2 separate regions of the Homo sapiens genome follow, and region 1 is linked to region 2. Evidence: chromatin contacts called from ENCODE Hi-C or POLR2A ChIA-PET data. All regions are on one chromosome and are shown on one strand. The core of a region is the stretch at or near the end of the contact, and the rest is flanking DNA. Distances in the headings are between cores, read along the strand shown.

The links. Hi-C counts contacts between places; a loop is a spot of excess contacts on that map. ChIA-PET counts read pairs that join two places held with the same protein, here RNA polymerase II (POLR2A). Pooled maps may share reads with other maps.
Region 1: a loop to region 2 is called in a map with no recorded cell type, with 2.1 times the contacts of the local background. The contact joins the enhancer-like site here to the promoter of LINC02227 in region 2. A Hi-C loop is called at or near these places in 1 of 168 maps with a recorded cell type or tissue (OCI-LY7), 13 of 37 single-sample maps with no recorded cell type and 9 of 50 pooled maps. POLR2A ChIA-PET finds 5 or more read pairs at or near these places in 1 of 52 experiments (activated CD4-positive, alpha-beta T cell).

The regions. Positions count from the first base shown.
Region 1 is chr5:158,551,615-158,556,187 of GRCh38, reverse strand. No RefSeq gene overlaps it. Among named protein-coding and RNA genes, the nearest start is that of LINC02227, 140 kb to the right of the region's middle. Within about 2 kb of position 2,111, at least 7 of the 41 ENCODE cell types and tissues checked have a DNase peak (open chromatin) inside an H3K27ac peak, as active enhancers do.
Region 2 is chr5:158,406,667-158,411,625 of GRCh38, reverse strand. It overlaps LINC02227 (long intergenic non-protein coding RNA 2227), which reads left to right and starts at 1,853. Exons shown (of 7, transcript NR_109888.1): 1 at 1,853-1,980.

The sequences.
Region 1 (4,573 bases), core at 862-3,361, 140 kb before region 2:
AATCATATTGGGGGTTAGGTCTTCAATATATAAATTTGGCAGGGGACATAAACATTCAGCCCATACAGTTAACATCTAGGAAGTGTTCATAAGTGTAGCCTTTACTCTCTTTATTTCTGAGAAGCCTAGGGTGTTTATTCCTTTACTTATTCATTCATCACTTACTTAGCTTCTATTATGTTCCAGGCAGCATAACTATGCTCATTTTCTATTACTGTATAACAAACTACCCTCGAAATTTAATAACTTAAAACAACAGACATTTATTATCCCACAATTCCTATGGGTCATGAATTCAAGGAATTAGCTGGATGGTTTTGCCTTAGGATCCCTAAAGAGGTTGCCATTAATATGTGGACTCTGGCTGCAGTCATCTGAAAGCTTGACTGGGGCTGATGGAACTACTTCCAAGATGGTTCATTCACATGGCTATTGGCAAAAGATCTTAGCTTCTTGCCAAATGGGGCTCTCTATACAGTGTCAGTATGAATTAACCACTGGTTTCCCCTAAAGCAAGGAGAGAGAGAGACAGAGAGAGAGAGAGAGAGAGAGAGAGAGAGAGAGAAAACCTAGTCTCCAAGCTCCTATTTTATTTGTCCATCACTGAGACAAGTTTGCACCCAGGGGAAGGTATACATAAAAGCATGAATGCCAGGAGGTGGAATCCTTGGAGGGCATTTTGAAGACTGGCTGACACAGTGCCTTAGTAAGAGTTTTGGGGATATAGCCATGAGCTAAAGGGCCATCTAACTTATAGTCTAAGAGGAGAGACAGACATATATAAAATCATTATGTACCTAAATACATACCAACCAACTAGGCTAAGACAATGAAGAAAAGGTACAGTATGTATGAGAGACATTTAGCAGGAGACCTTAGGAGGAAGTGGAAGGGACAGGGATGCATTTGTGAGGAAGTTACATTTCAGTTGAAACTCAAAGCATGAGTGGTAGTTAACATTAGTTAAAATTATGGTGGTTGCCTCAACATGTTAAACATAGTTTCCTTATCACCTAGCAGTTCTATCTTTAGGTATAAACCCAAGATAAATAAACACATACATCCATACAAAAGCTTGTACATGAATGCCCATAGCGGCATTGTTCATAATAGTCAAAAAATGAAAGTAACTCAAATGTCCATCAACTTGTGAATGGATAAACTAAATGTGGTATATCCATACAATAGGATATTACGTGATGACTAAGAAAAAAACACTGATCCACGGTACAACATGGATGAACCTTGAAAACATTATGATAAGTAAAAGAAGTCATAAACAAAATACGACATATTGGATAATCCTATTTGTTTGAATGTCTGCAATAGGAGACAGAAGAGAGATGCAAAGTAGATTAATGATTTCCTAGGGTTGAGGGAAAATGGAAAGTGAAAGCTTATAGGTAAAAGGGTTTTTTAAAGGGTGATAAAAACGTTTTGAAATAGATGTAATGATGCTTGCACCACTCTATGAATATGCTTGAAACCACTGAATAGTCCACTTTAAGTGGGTGAATTGTGTGTATGTGAATTTTTTTCTTAATAATGAGGTTATAAAAGAGGATGGCTGGAAAAGCTTTGCAGCAGAAGGAACAACTTGAAGTGGAAGAGAATATGGTGTGCAGGAGAAATGGAAAGAAAGTCAATGTGTCTGCAGCACAGAGTAGAGGAGAGAAGTAGTGTTACATGAGGTGGAAACCAGACCCTGCAGGCTTTAGTGACCCAATCAAGGAAGCTGCTCTTAATCGTGAGGGCTATGAGAAGCCACTGAAGGTTTTTAAGCATGAATTTGCCAGATCATATTTGAGGTTTTCAAATTTAATATCATAAATGCCCTATAAAATAAAGCTAATATTTATATCATGAGGTGATTAACGGAGCAGGCAGAATAGTGAAAATCGTATTTTTTATCATTTTCCCTAGAGGAGTGCAGACACTGGAGTTTTGAGATTGTGCTTGAACCGTTAATCGTTAGAAGCAGCATACTTGGTTCACATGCTTTTCATCCACCCTCTGGTGTCCTACATGACTTCATATTGCTCAATGAGGGGACAGGCTAGATGTGGCCACCCTCAGGTGCTGGCCCCATGTTCTCATGTTGCACAGTTTTTGGGATTCTGGGCTTCACCGAGCTCTTTATCCTTGTCCAGATGGCAGAGCAGAGGAAATATCTGGTAAAATGTTAATTCCACCTCATTTAATGCAGCTTACATAGGTGTGGTGTAGTCGAGGCCTCTACAGGAAAAGCTGATTTCAAGTTCTGGCACAAGGATTAGCTGATTCACAAAAGATGTGAGTCTCCGTTTCTTCCCTGCACATCTGTCCTGTCTGCTTTTAATTTGGAAGCACCAGTTTTAATTTAGCGGCAGGACTGTAAACTCCATTTCTGTGAATACAGAATGACATACTTTGTGGAACGGGGGCCTCTGGCCAAGATCTGACTCCTAAGTAATTGATGGCTAGTGACTGGCTGAGAAATGCTCAAATGCAAACACTTCCCATGGCAAAAACCCTGTCGTATCAGCTGGATTACAAACGAGCCTTGCTGGGCTGCTGCCCATTGAAATATAGGCCATGTCTTTAACCACAGTCTCCAAAACCTGGAGGGAGCCTCCAGTTCATTCTAAACATCGATGATCTTTCCAGTCCACAGGTTTCCTTTGTCCTCAGACTTTGTCTGGAGCCTGTGGCCCAATGCACAGATTTCTTCATATTTGGAAGCCAACCATATCGGGAAGGAGGCTTCAGCATTAAGGGTTGTTTTGTTCTGGTGAAAAGGACACTCTTTTCATCACATTTAAAAACCAATTTTTTAAAATCTCACTCATATCCAATATTTTGTGTGTGTGAGAGAGAAAACACAGGCCTAAAGTTACATCACCCTTGTGGTTTGAGAAATCTTTTTCACAATATGTAGACTGTTTTTGGGGCTGGGATTTTTGGAGAAGGGGGAAAAATAGTGGGGCAAGAAGGACAGAGATATGAGACAGAAAATTAAGTCTTTCTGTAAACAAGAAAGAATGGATAAGCAAAGGGAATAAAATGGACAAAACTTCCATGAGTCTGACATCTTCTAGATACAGAGATAGCCGATACAAAATCCCATGATGCCTTTAAAAAATTAATTTAAGTCCACCAGTCTTACATCACCATTGAATCCCTATCACCTGTCATGGTGCCTAGCATATAGTAAGTTTTGATACATATTTTTAAATACATGAATGAGGAAATAAGTAATTATTGCATGCTTACCGTATGCCCAGCACTGCTGTACTCAAAGGGCATGGGAAACATAACTAATGCCACAGGGAAACTTATGGGGAGTCCAGTGTAGAATAATGGTAGGAGGCACAGAGCCCGGAGTTAGCTAGTCCTGGATCTGGGTTTGAGCCCTGCCTCTAACACTTACCAGCTGTGTGGCCTGGGGGAAAATTATTTAAGCTAATTGTTAGTTTCCTTTAATTGGAATGTGGACAATAATAGGACCTATTTCATGTGGTTGTTGGGAGGATTACTTGTGGTAAAGGTGTAAGGTGCTTGTGCTAGAACATGGGAAATACTCAGTAATGGTAACTATTATATAATTTGGAAATGGTACATGGCCGCCTTATGCAATAGTTCTTGCTGTGAGTCTCTCCAAAATGTCCTTGAACTCCCACCTTCGTTTTACATACAATTGCTTGCCAATTCCTTTCTCAAGACATAGTGAGGCCAACATTATTCACTCCCGTTGGTCTTGCTTAAGTGTGCAGAGTCCTTTTGTCTTGGAACTAATGTGGATTTTGTAAAAAATCATTTCTCCATGGAGGACAGTGGCACTCAGCTCCAGTACTAACAAGAGAACATCCCAGATGGTTTGCAAAGTATTTTAGTTTTTGCCAAACATGTTTCCTGCTAATTTGAAATTCCCTCTGTGTTTTTAAGTGAAATGTAATCCACGTGTTCCTGGTCAAGTAACTACTGGGGAAGGAAGTGGGAAAGAATCAGGGAGAATCCCAACATCAGCTCTTAAAGAGATGGCAGCATCTGAGGTGTGTGTGCTGCATGTGTTCTAAGGGATCTCTGTACAAGGAAGAGAGGGCATGAGCCCTCCTGATTCTCCTCTCCAACCCACGGGTCAACCACTCACCCAACCACTCCATGCTTATTGGGCCCTCACTAACTCCACACTGTAGTGGGCACTGCTTGTATAGAAGGGGTCAATGTGATCCCTGTCCTGAACAAAGTAGATTAGAAGTCAGCAAACTTTCTCTGTAAAGGCTCAGATAGTAAGTATTTTTGGCTGTGTGGGATTGGTGGTCTCTGCTGCAATTAGTCAACTCTGCCGTTGTAACACAAAAGCACCCATAGACAATATGTAACAAAAGAACAGGGTTGTGTTCAGTGATGATAGCTATTATTATATCATTTGGAAATGTCATGTGGCCGCCTTATGGAACAGTTTTTGCCATGAATCTACCCAAAATATCCTGGAACTACCACCTTTGTTTCAGGTACAATTGCTTGCCAAGTTCTTTCTTAAGCTATACTGAGGCCAACATTTTGACCCAACTGAGCAAATTAGGTCTGTGGG
Region 2 (4,959 bases), core at 604-3,103:
TGCTACCTGAGGATTCGAAGGCAGGCTTTACCTTCATAGCTCCTACAAGGTGATCATGCCTTTTCCTTCTCTTAGCAGAGTTCTAAGAATGCCCAGGACCATAAATCAATAAGTTGTCCGTGGCAAACAATCTACCAGAGCTTGGGGATAGCTGGGCAGTATTTCTCTAGGGAACGAAGGCTGGCTAAATAGCCAAAGTTTATTGAAGTGCTCCATACATTGCTTAAGACTAGAATTCACAGTCAACTGCCTGGGGTGGCTTTCACTCCATCCTTCCTTCCAAGAACCACAGAGATGTAGTAAATGAGCCACAGGAATAGGGATTTCTTCCAGGCTGGAGATATTACAACCCTTCTCTCAATATAAGAGTTGGCTTGAAAAGGCAGCATTCACTATTGAGGGGATAACTCTGAAGAGGGCTTGTGGTTATAATGGTTTTATGATTATTTTGGATCTTTGTAAAGACTCCTGTGTTTGGGTACTGATTCCACACTGGAGAGATCACACAAACATTCCTTAACATTAGTCTGTGGCTTTGTTAGACAGAATTGAAAGAGCTCTGTGTCCATTCCAGTCCCCAGTCATACCCAAAATCATCTGTCATTCACATGACTGTGGATTTTTTTTCAAAATTAGACTGTTAGTCTTCTGGGTTTTTTTTGTTTTGTTTTTGTTTTTTTTAATTACATATACAAAAACAGTCTCCAGGAAGTCTGTGCTATGTGTTGAAAACAAAGGATACTTAAGTGAGGTTGTTGTCTTCCAAAAGCCTATAGATAAGAAGGTAATATTTGCTAGTTTAAGTGCAAACATATGTACACATACATATATATATATAAAAACAAACAAATAAACAAGTTGGAAAAATATCTGCCCCTTTTATCTATCATTAATCAATGGATCAGGAAATACTGTCTGAGAAGCTATCCTTTGGGGGAAGTCTACACTATATGTTGAAAATAAAGATGTTTAAGTCAGGTCACTGTCTTCCAAAAACGTATAGATGAAGAGAATTTTCATTGAAATACACACATACATACATACATACGTAAAAATAAATATTGCATGTTCTCACTCATATGTGAGAGCTGAAAAAATTGATCTCATGGAGTTGGAGAGTAAAATGATGGTTACCAGAGACTGGGAAGAGCAGTGGGTGTGGCAGGGATTGAGGAGGAGTAAAGACCCAGTTAATGGGTATAAAAATACAGTCAGGGAGAAAGAATAAGATCTAGTGTTCAGTGGCACAAAAGGGCAACTATAGTTAATAATTTATGGTACATTTCAAAATAACTAGAAGAGTGGAATTGGAATGTTTTTAACAATATTTATGCTATATTTCAAAATAACTAGAAGAGTGGAATTGAAATATTCCTATCACAAAAATATGATAAATGTTTGAGGTGATGGATACCCCAATTACCCTGATTTGATCATTATACATTGTATACTTGTATCGAAATATCACATGCACCCCATAAATATGTACAACTATTATGTATTCATAACAATTAAAATTTTAAAAAAATTTAACAGAATTTAGCAAAAAACCCCACACAGACATACATAAAAAAACAAATTACCAGGTTGGAAAAAAAATACCAAAGATGAAAAAAGATATGCATTGAGCAAATATTTTCGAAGTATTTGTTTACTAGGCATGTTCTAGTGCCAACAGAGAGCTTTTATTTTAGGGAGATAGACAAATAATAAACAAGTAAATATTTAATTTCAGGTAATAGAAAGTTCTATAGAGAAAAAATAAAGTAGGATAAAAATGAATTATGAGAGAAGTGTGATATTTACATAGAGTGTGGTCAGGAAAGTCCCCTCTGAAAAGGTGATATGTGATATTAGGCCATGTGAAAATGTGTGTGGGAAGTAGTCATATGTCCAGATCATGCAGGACCCTGAAGATAACAGAAAGGGCTCTTCATTCTGTTATTTTCAGTAAGATGGAAGAGAATTTGGGGGTTAAAGGTGAGGACTGGCATGGCCTAAAGTGTGTTTTAATAGGATCACTGTGACTTCTGTGCTAAAAGCAGACTGCAAGGGACAGAAGCTGAAGCAGGAGGTGAGTTAGAAGTTTCCTGCAATATCCAGGTGAGAGCTGATGATGGCTTTGCCTGGGCTGGCAGTGGAAGTGATGAGAGATGGGTGAATGAATATTTTGAGGATAGAATTAACAGAAATTGCTTATTGGTTAGAAGTGAGGTGTGAGAGGAAGAGAGGAGTCAAGGAAAATACCAAGGTTTCTGCCTGAGCAATTGGGAAAATTGGTAGTTAAAATAAGGAAGACTGAATGAGGATCTAGACTGCATGGAGGTAGAGATGAAGGGAGGGGTGGTGAATGTCAGGAGCTCAGTTTTGGCACACTGAGTTTGACATGCCTATTAGACTTCCAAGTGGAAATGTTAAGTATGCAATTGAATAAACAGGTCTTGAGTTCCAGGGAGAGGTATCAAACTGGGGATACAAATTTGAGTGTATTTAAAACCTTTATACAACCTAGGGAGTGTATATAAAGAGAAAAAAAAGGTGTATATAAAGAAAAAAAGGACTGAACTAAAGAATGGCCCCAAAATTTAGAAGTCAGAGAATCAGAAAGACTCTGCAAAAGAGATTGAGAAGGAGTGGTCTGAAAGAGAAAAAGAAAACCTGGCACATACGATGCCCTGGGATTCAAGAGAAGAAATTCTCTCAAGGAAGAGAAATTTATCAACCACATCAAAAGCTATTGCTTGTGCAAATAAGGACTGAGAAATAAATTAAAAGCTAATTAAAGTAAAAAAAAAGAGGTAGAAGTATGTAGCTAAAAAGTGAATAGAGAAGATTAAATAGAATGTCTAAAAACAAACAAAAAAAAACCCCAAAAAACTGGTTTACTACAAAATAAAGTGGGAAAAAAGAGAAAAAGGCCAAAGAAGATATAGGACTTTCTTAAATAAAATATAGGACATATTTAAAACCCAAGCATATTAATAATTATATTAAATATAAACTGCTAAGTACTGCAATTAAAAGGCAGAGACAGTCGGGCGCGGTGGCTCACACCTGTAATACCAGCACTTTGGGAGGCCGAGGCAGGCAGATCACGAGGTCAGGAGATCGAGACCATCCTGGCTTACATGGTGAAACCCCGTATCCACTAAAAATACAAAAAATTAGCCAGGCGCGGTGGCAGGCGCCTGTAGTCCCAGCTACTCAGGAGGCTGAGGCAGGAGAATGGCGTGAACCTGGGAGGCAGAGTTTGCAGTGAGCCGAGATTGTGCCACTGCACTCCAGCCTGGGCGATACAGCAAGACTCAGTCTCAAAAAAAAAAAAAAAAAAAAAAAAAAAAAAAAAAAAAGGCAGAGCTTGCTAGACTAATTAAAAGTAGCAAAATTCATACATATGGTGTCTACAAGAAAAAAACATTTTAAATATAATGACATAGGTTACAAGTAAAAGGATGAAAAAGGTATACCATAAAAATACTATTATATAAGAAAACTGGAGTGAGTATATTCACATCAGATAAAGTAGACTTCAGAACAAAGAGCATTGCCAGAGGAAAAAAAAAAGGATATTTCATAATGATAAGGTTAACTTGTTAAGATAATGTTATAACCACAATGCAAAACCATATGTTCCCACTGGAATGGTTAAAATTTAAAAGACTGACAGCATCAAATACTTTTAAGAATGTAAAACAACTAGTATTCTCATACATTGCCAATAGGAGTGTAAAATGGTATAGCCAGTTTAGAAATCAGTCTACTAGTTTTTCATAGTTAAATTTACATCTACTTATGACCCAGCAATTTATTCATATGTATAGAGCCAAGAGAAATGAAAACATATGCTTTTAAAAGATGTGGATAAGAATGTTTATAGCAGCTTTGCTCAAAATAGCACCAACTTGAGACAACCCAAATTTCCAGACAGGAGAATGGAAAAAAATATGATATAATTATAAAATAGAGTACTACTCAGCAATTCAAAGGAATGAATCACTGTTACGCATAGCAACATGAATGACTCTCCAAGCTATTTTTTTTTAGCAAAAGAATTCAGATACCACAAAAAAATGCGGTTTTTGCAATTACTTTTAATTTAAACTTTTAAACCATAATTATGAAGTCCTGGGACAAGCAAAGCTAATCTACAATGATAACTCAGAAGAGTATGTACTTCTGGAGTGGTAGGTTGGTGGCAGGGATGAAGCATAAGGCTGCTTTCTGGGATGATGGAAGTGTTCTTTAGCTCTATAAGGGCATGGTTACTTCGCTACAGTTCATCTCACTGTATGATTATTATAACTCAACAAAATTGTTTATATAAAAGGAAAAAGTTTAGAAATAAAATATTTTAAAAGTAAAAAGATAGAGATCTATGATACTTGCCACTTATGCACAAAAAAGCCAAAAAATATCTATATTTCTATTGATACTATGCATATGTGTAGAATTAAGAGCAGCATTTTTACATTAAAAGAATCTGACTCAGTAGCTGTTCCTGTCTGACTCAGCACTAATCATAACCAACAATAGCATTTTCTCACTTACATTTCACAACACTCTTTATGTAGTGGTTTGTTTTACTTACTCCATTTCACACATGAAACAACTGAATACTAGAGAGTAAAATGACTTGACCACGGTGATATTATTGTTGAGCAGTAGAGTTAGAACTTGACTGCATGTTTCATTACTCCAGAGTTGGTGCCTTTAAGCACCACATTGTACTTCTTTTCTAGAGGGGACACAGGCACTTTCTAAGGGGTCTCCTGAGTCTCTGCAAGATCTCAGACAATCTCACCATGTATTCTCTCTGTCTCCAATCATGCTGCCTTCTGGGGCTTCCAGATTCTATCTTACCCCCTTGTACCTGGTTCTAAGCTTCCTACCTAACTCCTTTAGACCAATGCTTCATTTAGAGTCACTGCTTGGCTTTTGTCTTTGGTTTTATGCCTATGT